Regions from separate parts of the Homo sapiens genome. Here all the other regions are linked to region 2. A link is a contact called in ENCODE Hi-C or POLR2A ChIA-PET data. All regions are on one chromosome and are shown on one strand. The core of a region is the stretch at or near the end of the contact, and the rest is flanking DNA. Distances in the headings are between cores, read along the strand shown. Region 1 holds the start of LINC02560 (long intergenic non-protein coding RNA 2560). Region 2 holds the start of ZNF417 (zinc finger protein 417). Region 3 holds the start of ZNF549 (zinc finger protein 549).

Evidence for each region. A loop is a pair of places that touch in the nucleus more often than their neighbours do. ChIA-PET counts read pairs that join two places held with the same protein, here RNA polymerase II (POLR2A). Pooled maps may share reads with other maps.
Region 1: a loop to region 2 is called in a map of CD8-positive, alpha-beta T cell, with 3 times the contacts of the local background. The contact joins the promoter of LINC02560 here to the promoter of ZNF417 in region 2. A Hi-C loop is called at or near these places in 1 of 168 maps with a recorded cell type or tissue (CD8-positive, alpha-beta T cell), 2 of 37 single-sample maps with no recorded cell type and 11 of 50 pooled maps. POLR2A ChIA-PET finds 5 or more read pairs at or near these places in 1 of 52 experiments (T-cell).
Region 3: a map of naive thymus-derived CD4-positive, alpha-beta T cell shows a loop between it and region 2 (13-fold over the local background). The contact joins the promoter of ZNF549 here to the promoter of ZNF417 in region 2. A Hi-C loop is called at or near these places in 1 of 168 maps with a recorded cell type or tissue (naive thymus-derived CD4-positive, alpha-beta T cell), 1 of 37 single-sample maps with no recorded cell type and 12 of 50 pooled maps.

The regions. Positions count from the first base shown.
Region 1 is chr19:58,398,827-58,401,741 of GRCh38, forward strand. It overlaps LINC02560 (long intergenic non-protein coding RNA 2560), which reads left to right and starts at 1,377. Exons shown (of 1, transcript NR_149054.1): 1 at 1,377-1,853. It also overlaps a transcript of ZNF584 not described here. RefSeq lists enhancers at 2,384-2,833, 2,844-2,915.
Region 2 is chr19:57,915,342-57,918,041 of GRCh38, forward strand. ZNF417 (zinc finger protein 417) reads right to left here and starts at 1,251. Exons shown (of 3, transcript NM_152475.3): 1 at 1,038-1,251. The coding sequence starts at 1,070. RefSeq lists enhancers at 1,008-1,297, 1,316-2,171, 1,568-1,627.
Region 3 is chr19:57,525,954-57,528,675 of GRCh38, forward strand. ZNF549 (zinc finger protein 549) reads left to right here and starts at 1,403. Exons shown (of 4, transcript NM_001199295.2): 1 at 1,403-1,653. The coding sequence starts at 1,621.

The DNA.
Region 1 (2,915 bases), core at 127-2,626, 480 kb after region 2:
TTTCTGTGGCTGCTGTGACAAAATACCCCCAACTTAATTATTTAGAACACGCGTTTATTTTTTTTAATTTATTTTTGAAACAGAGTCTCACTCTGTCGCCCGAGCTGGAGTGGAGTGGTATGATCTCGGCTTACTGCAACCTCCGCTTCCCGGGTTCAAGCGATTCTCCTGCCTTAGGCTCCCAAGTAGCTGGGATTACAGGCGCCCGCCACCATGCCTGGCTAATTTTTGTATTTTTAGTAGAGACGGGGTTTCACCATGTTGGCCAGGCTGATCTCAAACTCCCGGCCTCGTGATTTGCCTGCCTTGCCCTCCCAAAGTGCTGGGATTACAGGCCTGAGCCACCGCAGCCGGCCTTATTTCATTTATTTATTTATTTTTTTGAGACAGAGTCTCGCTCTGTAGCCCAGGCTAGAGTGCAGTGGCGCAACCTCGGTTCACTGCAACCTCTGCCTCCTAGGTTCAAATCATTCTCCTGCCTCAGTCTCCCAAGTAGCTGATATTACAGGCGCCCGCCACCACACCCGGCTTTTTGTATTTGTAATAGAGACGGGGTTTCACCATGTTGGCCAGGCTGGTCTTGAACTCTTGGTCTCAAGTAATCTACCCACCTCAGCCTCCCAAAGTGCTGGGATTACAGGCATGGGCCACCATGCCTGGCTAAACACACACTTCTTATCTTGCAGTTCTGCAGTCCAGAAGTCAACGATCAGTTTCACTGGGCTAAAGTTGAGTTGCCCATAGGGCTAGTTCTTTCTAGAGGCTCTAAGAGAGAATTCATTTCATTAGTTTTTCCAGCTTCTAGGGCTGCATTCCTTGGCTCCTGGCTCCTTCAAAGCCAGCAGTGCAGCATCTTCAGATCTCTCTGACCCTCCTACCTCCCTCTTTCACTTATAAGGACACTACAAGTACATAGCGCCCACCCGAATAATCCAAGATAGTCTCCCCATCTCATGATCATTAATTTAATCACACCTGCAAAGTCCATTTTGTGGTGTCAGGTAAAAGATTCACAAGTTCCAGGGATTCAGACCGGGATATCTTTGGAGGCCATTATTCTGCCTACCATAGGGTCTCAGAGATCCTCCTCATTGCTTCCCTCTCCCACCCAACCTAGGGGAGTGGGGGTGTGCAATGGTATTTCTGACCCAGACAGGCCAAGCAGGGGAGTCAGAAAGGGGCCCTTGCCTGGTGTTGCACAGAAGAGGGAGAGGATGTTCTGTGCCTGAGGGTAGACCAGGAAGGCTGCCTGGAGGAGGGAGCTGTATCCTAAAGGATGCTCAGGAGCTGGCATTGAGGCCAGTGGCATAGCCTGCACAAATACAGGAGGACCTGGGGAGGCCAGGGGTGGGGCTGGGGGTATTGGGTGGGGCTGGCCGCATTCTCCGTCTTAACCAGCTCGCTCCTAGGTGCTTTTGTGGCTTCTGCACTCTACCAGCTTGGAGCCAGGGGCCTCATTCTCTCTTGCAGTAAAATGAGGCTGATGACTGAGCCTAGGAGTTGCTGGGCATCTGGTCTGCTGATTACCACCTTGGTGCCCAATGTCTGCCTGCCTATCCACTGCTTTCAAACAAAGAGGCTGCCTGACACCACCCAGGGGGACGCCTCCCACCCTTGCCCAGCCTCAGCCAATCTCCTCTTTCTCTTCTTCAGAGCTGGAGTTGTGCCCTCCTATCCTCTCTCTGCCCACCCCATCACTGCTGTACACCCTGCCCCTTGGCACTTCGGCCCCGGACTTGCTCCTCCTGGCAGGCCTGGGTGCTTGTGAAGCCGGGTGCCAGAGGGCCCAGCACGGCACGGCCTTTGATTCTGTTTTCTGTAAATCGACGACAATAAATTCTCTTTTTCCTTCATCCACAAGTGTTTACTGAGCGCCTTCTGTGTACCAGGCCGCACCAGGGTGCGGAGCAAAGACCAACCTCAGGGAGCAGATGAGGTCCAGGCGGCTGAACCAACCGAACCATGGTTCTGGTAGCACTGCCTCCCCCGCCACCCTCAGGGGGCCCTGCTCCCCAAGCCCTTCCCAAATCCTGCCGTCCAGCTCTCCTCCCCACCTTGCAGGAGGGACGCCAGGGCCCGGTTTTCGGGTTCCGCCATTCTTTCCTCAATGAGGGTCGGAGAGGTCCCTGCCCACGCCAGACCCGTCCCCGGCCGTCGCGGCACCCTCTTGTGATCAGGCGGAGGGACCAAGGGCCAAGAGCGGGGCTTCGCCGGACGCTGGGAGCGTCACTGTCCAGACTGACAGATGGGGAAACTGAGGCTGACCAGCTGGGCAGGGCGTGCATACGAATCTGGGTCCTGGAAGCGTTCTGCAAGATCCCTTCTCACCTCAACCGCACGTGCTGGCATCCTTGGGTTTCCCTCCTTCCCCAGATCACAGCCGCACTTCTCTCCTCCGCCCTCATAGTCACGGCCCTGCCTTCTCCCTCCTCTTGCCCCGGGCGGGCCCCGCCCAGAATGCGGAGAGGCCTTCGAGGAAGCGCGGACCAATCGGAGGCCCTATGTAGGGCTGAAGAGGCGGGACTCTGGTCGCCATAACAACTCATCACGCCTGTGCTGCGCGCGCGCGTCGCCTTAGTGCCGCAGCCCTATTACGTGAGGTAGGGAAGGCGCGCCAGACTCGACGGCCAATCAGGGACCCGAGGGCGATGTTGCCATGACGACCACGTTGCGCTGGAGATTGCGACGGGGGCTGAAACCGCGGGGAACTCGGGGAGCGAGTGGTGAGAACAGTGAGCACCAGCACTCCGATGGCGCTGGCGAGAGGAAAGGCTGCGGCGCGCAGAGCGAGGCTGCGGGACCCCAGGATGGGGGACAGGAGGCTGCGGGGCCTCAGGTGAGCAGCAAGCGAGAGACCAGTCCCTTCGAGCGCCCTCACGCGTTTTGTCCCCACGCCACGCCGGGGACGAGTCTGT
Region 2 (2,700 bases), core at 1-2,500:
AATGCACAGCCCTCGGCCTGCTTACTCTTCCAGGGAGAGCTCCACCTCACACTTTGTTCCAGACAGGTTCCATCCTCCCGGCTCCGTCCATCTCCAGGCCATTGCCTGCGCCCCTCCCTGTGCTTGTTGCTCTCCCCACCGCATCCCACGGGTGTCAGAAACAGGTGAAACCGTCTTTGCAAAATTATAACTGAGGAAATTATGACAGTGAAAGAAATCAGACCTTACTGACTCCGTCTTGCTTCCAACCTTTCAGCTGTCCTTGTTCATTCCTGGGTATAGGCTGAATTAACTTAGGGAAGGAATTCAGTTCATGGTTTCACTCTGAAACAAAATTGATAATAGCCCTTTCCTGAAAAGACCCCCTTCTTGCCTGGAGAACAGCCTGCCTTTGCAGGACTAACGAATTAGCTACAAGGTTAGAAATTACCGTTTAGGGGTCATGCAGCTTCTGACTCCAAGAGTCTGAACCTCCCCAAGTTGCTCCTGAAGATAAATCACTATTGTAAAACCTAAGATCAGTGCTTGAGGTATTTTGCAGATCCTGCACTGGATGGATCAGCTGACAACACACAGACCGGTAATCTGGGTCAATCAGTTCTGCCATCCCACCCAGAACAGAAAACAGCATGAAAAACTCACTTTAACCCTCTATGAATCCATCTCAGGTCCCAACCCTTACCGCCAAATTAATGTTGAAAACTCTGATCCCGGAATGCTAATGGAGACTGATTTGAGTAATAATAAAACTCCTGTCTCCAGAACAGCCTGACGGCTCTGCGTCAATTACTATTTCTCCATCGCAATTCTCCAGTCTTCATAAATCGGCTCTGTCTAGGCAGCTGGCAAGGTGAACCCACTGGACAGTTACACAGGGACCCCCACTGGACAGTTACACAGGGACCCCTCCTGCGAGCGCCTCAGTGTTCCTACGCCGGGTACCGGCTACAGACCCGTGAGCAGGAGCCGCTCCCTCGCTGGTTTAGGACCTGGGTGACGATGGGGTGACCTGAGGGCACAGAAGGCGCCACAATTACCTGAGTCGGGCGCCTCGGCGCAGCCGCTGCCATCGGACTACTTGGGGAAGCACGGCCCGGGAGCAGTGGTCGCCGTCACGGGGCTGCAGAGCCGCCTCTGGGCACCGAGGACGATTCCTCTCCACCTTCTAGGTTCAGTCACCGCGGTCCCCCCCCAGCACTCAGGGGCCACAAACTGGGGAAACACCCGCGTCACCGATACACAGCCGCTACTAGAGACCCCGGAAGTCTCAGCCTTACGTTACGTGCACACGTGGAAATGCCTTCTTTCCGAGTGCTCATTGGCTCTGACCGGCTGTCGTTTAACGCAGAGCTTTCTGGGTAATGTAGTTCCCCACTTTCCATGGCGCTAAAAAGAGCGATACCCAGAGTCCATCTGCAGGAAAAGCCCGCCATCAGGTCAGGGGTTCTCCTTAAAAAGCGCACCCTTCTGGCCGGGCGCAGTGGCTCAAGCCTGTAATCTCAGCACTTTGGAAGGCGGAGGTGGGCGGATCACGAGGTCAGGAGATGGAGACCATCCTGGCTAACACGGTGAAACCCCGTGTCTACTAAAAATTCAAAAAAAAAAAAAGTTAGCTGGGTGTGGTGGCGGGCGCCTACAGTCACAGCTACTCTGGAGGCTGAGGCTGGAGGAGAATGGCGTGAACCTGGGAGGCAGAGCTTGCAGTGAGCTGGGATCGCGCCACTGCCCTCCAGCCTGCGCGACAGAGCAAGACTCTGTCTCAAAAAAAAAAAAAAAAAAAAAAAAAAAAAAAAAAAAAAAGGCGCCTTTCTAGGGCAGAGGAGGGGTCTCACCTAGCCTTAGAAGCCGTATTGAGATTCCTGGAGACTAGTGTCTGTAACTAATCACTCAAGAATCTGGAAAAATACTGTTTCAGATTTCGGGGAGCGCAAGGTAAATAATAGGGAGCTCAAGCTAAAACTATTATTTAGGATTCTCCTAAAGGCTAAAAATCCAAATTACCACACCGTTTGAAACAGTCGTTCAGTCGCAAAATACCTGCACTGGAAGCAGAGGCTGATAAGCGTTGTTGTGTTATAATGTGTCTGAAGGCCCTCAGAAGCCTTAGAGTGCCTAAGGCAAATGAAGGAAGTTAGGGATGTGCTCCCCTATAGCAGGAGTGCAAAGCTGAATCTCTGTGATTCCTACAGAAAACAACTCTCCTGCTGATAGAATCTGTGAAAGGAAAATCTTGTGGCCTCAAAATTACTAAGCTAAAGGGAAAAGTCAATCTGGGAACTGCTCAGGGCAAACTTGCCTCCCATTCTATTCAAAGTCTTCCCTCTCCTCACTGAGATAGATGCCTATTCTGATTGCCTCCTTTGGAAGGACTTATCAGAAATTAAAAAGAATCCAACTATTTGTCTCTCTACCTGTCTACCTGTGACCTGGAAGTCCCCTCCCTGCTTCGAGTTGTTCCCGCCTTTCTGGTCGGAACCAATGTACTTCTTACATATATTCACTGATGTCTCATGTCCCCCTAAAATGTATAAAACCAACCTGTACCCCAACCACCATGGGCACATGTCGTCAGGACTTCCTGAGGCTGTGTCACGGGCATGTGTCCTCAACCTTGGCAAAATAAACTTTTTCTTTTATGAGACGGAGTCTCGCTCTTTGGTCAGGCTCGAGTGCAGTGGCGCGATCTCGGCTCACTGCAAC
Region 3 (2,722 bases), core at 153-2,652, 390 kb before region 2:
GTATAAAAAGAAATCTAGCCCCTTCTTCGGGGCCAAGAATTTTGAGCTCTAGCTGTCTCTCGGTCGCTGGCAATAAAAGGACTCCAGAATTAGTCTCAGAGTGTGGCATTTCTCTATAACTCGCTCGGTTACAACACTATAGCCAAAGATTACATTCATAAAGATATTTTTACAATATAGGTGTCTTATTTAATATGACTCCAATCTAAATGGTAATTTTTCTAACCTTTCTTAAGTAATTATAAAATGTCAAAATTATAAACAATTAAAAACTAAAGAGAAATGAAGACAATGGATAGCAACAAAAGCTAATTGCTAAATATGGGGGAAAAAAGCCAGGCATGGTGGCTCATGCTTGTAATCCCAGCACTTTAAGGCAGGCGAATCACTTGAGGCCGGTTCTAGACCAGCCTGGCCAACATGGTGAAACCCTGTCTCTACTAAAAATACAAAAATTATCCGGGGGTGGTGGCGCATGCCTGTAGTCCCGGCTACTCGGGAGGCTGAGGCAGGAGAATCGCTTGAACCTGGGAGGTGGAGGTTACAGTGAGCAGAGATTGCACCACTGTACTCCAGTCTGGGCGACAGAGTGAGACTCTGTCAAAAAAAAAAAAGGAAAAAAAGAAAAGAAAAAGAAGATATAATGTTTCTGCAATCTCATTTCAGTTCCACTTATGATAATAGATACATTATGTAATTTAAGTCACTAACACTTGAGGGCAAAAAAACAGAATAAACACAAACGTGTGGGATAAGGGGATGCTGACCCCACTGTTAGTGATCACCTTGGTTGGAGACCCAGGTTTTATCATACAGATGAAGCCTGCAGGTAGCAAGTTTCAGAGAAATAGATTGTAAATGTTTCTTATCAGACTTAAGGTCTATGCTGATGTTATTGCTGTAGGGGTAGAATGAGGCATGTCCAACCCCTTCTTCCATAATGGCCTGAACTAGATTTTCAGGTTAACTCTATAATGCTGAGAGGAGGGGGTCCATTCAGATAGTTGGGAGGCCTTTGAATTTTATTTTTGGTTATAGTTTCTACATTAAAAAAAAGAAAAAAATTAAGGGTCGCGTCAATTCTCAATTGTCAACATTTTTAATGTATTGTATGCAATATATGTCAACTTTTGTGTTGAGAAATGAAGATCAAATCGTATTCTTTTATCCTGTGTATGTAATAGGCTTTGCTGACCCTAGTTTGATGGGTTTTTTCCTTTGTCCTCTCTTTCTTGGATTGAGTCCTCACAGCGCGGCGGACTGCGGCGTGGTAGGAACTACACCACCCAGAATACTGTGCGCCGAGCGTGCCGGGGCCTTAGACCAATCATTGCCCAGGAAAGGGGCACCTCCGTAAGTGCGCAATACGCCAGAATCTTCCGGCGTCTTTCCGGTGGTGGTCGTTTTTGCTGCCTGCGAGCGCGTCCGCGGGCTGGGCGTTTCCGGCTCGCTGGGTCCGGGCCAGGTAACTGGAGCCGGAAACCGGTGGAGGTGGTGTCCGCCCGCAGAGGAGCTTGCCTGGTCTCGGTCTGAGCGTCGCCCAGCGATTTGCCACCGCACGCACGCCGGATCCCGGGCTTTACCGCCCGCCTTTCCAGGCCCCGCCCCGCCTAAAGTCCCATGGCCGAGGCAGCGCTAGTGATTACGCCGCAGGTGAGAGCGGAGTCCTCGGATCCTCACCTGGGTCCTGAGGCCCCGGACTGGGGTCACCTGCGTGGGTCTCTGCAGTTCAGGCCTCTTCTCCAGGACAGCGAGGAGTTCTGGGTGGGGTCCTCAGAGCTGACGGGCGGTGAGGTGAAGAAGGGAGAGCGTTGCGTACCGTGGGGGCTGCACGCGCAGAGCCTGGGAGGTGCGCCGGGGTCGCGAGCATTCGGAAACTTGGGGGCGGACCTGTGTCTGCAGGGAGCAGAGAGAATGAGGAGAAGAAGGCACGGCTGCCATGGCAGCCTGAGCAACCGGGGTTTTTAATTCTGAGTCTTTGGGAGCCATGGAGGGTTGTGAACTAAAGGAGAACACGATCTGAGTGAGGGTCTGAAAAAATATTTCAAAGGCAATGAGTGGAGAAAACAGACTGTTACGGAGTGATGGGGGTGGACGCAGGGATACTGGTGAGGAGACTGCTGTAGTAGGCTCCAGGAGGATTATGGTGGATTCTGGACCAGACGGGTTGCTGAAGGGACCTAAGTAATAAGAATCTTGGTAGATCTTAAAGGTAAAGCCAGCAGGATTTTCTGCTCCATCATTTGTGCCTATGAGCAAAAGTGGGAGTGAAGTATGATCCCAAGTTTTTCTTTTACCTGAACATCTGGAAGAGTTGACAAAGAAATCTGGTGAGGGAGCAGGTTTCAGGGAAATAGTAGGAGTTGAATTTTGGACGTGGTGTTTCTAAATTGCCACAGAGTGAAGTTGTTACATGGGCAGTTGGAATCATAAGTAGAAAATTCATGGGAGGGGACTGACTCAGTGATGTGTAAATGGAGACAGGCTGGGGCGTAGACTCAAGCCAAGCCTTAAATTTAGACGGGAAATCTTAAGGTTTTACTTTGAGATGAAGAGAGGGAGGGCTGAGGCTGGAGGCTGGGAAAGTGTGGGTCGGCCTTGGCGAAGCTGCCTGCAGATAGGAGGGCCATGGGGTTCCGGGGGTACTTCCAAAGGGAATGTGTAAGGAATACACACTGCATAGGATGGATTTGAGGGTGGGACACTGTGTAGAGTCACCATT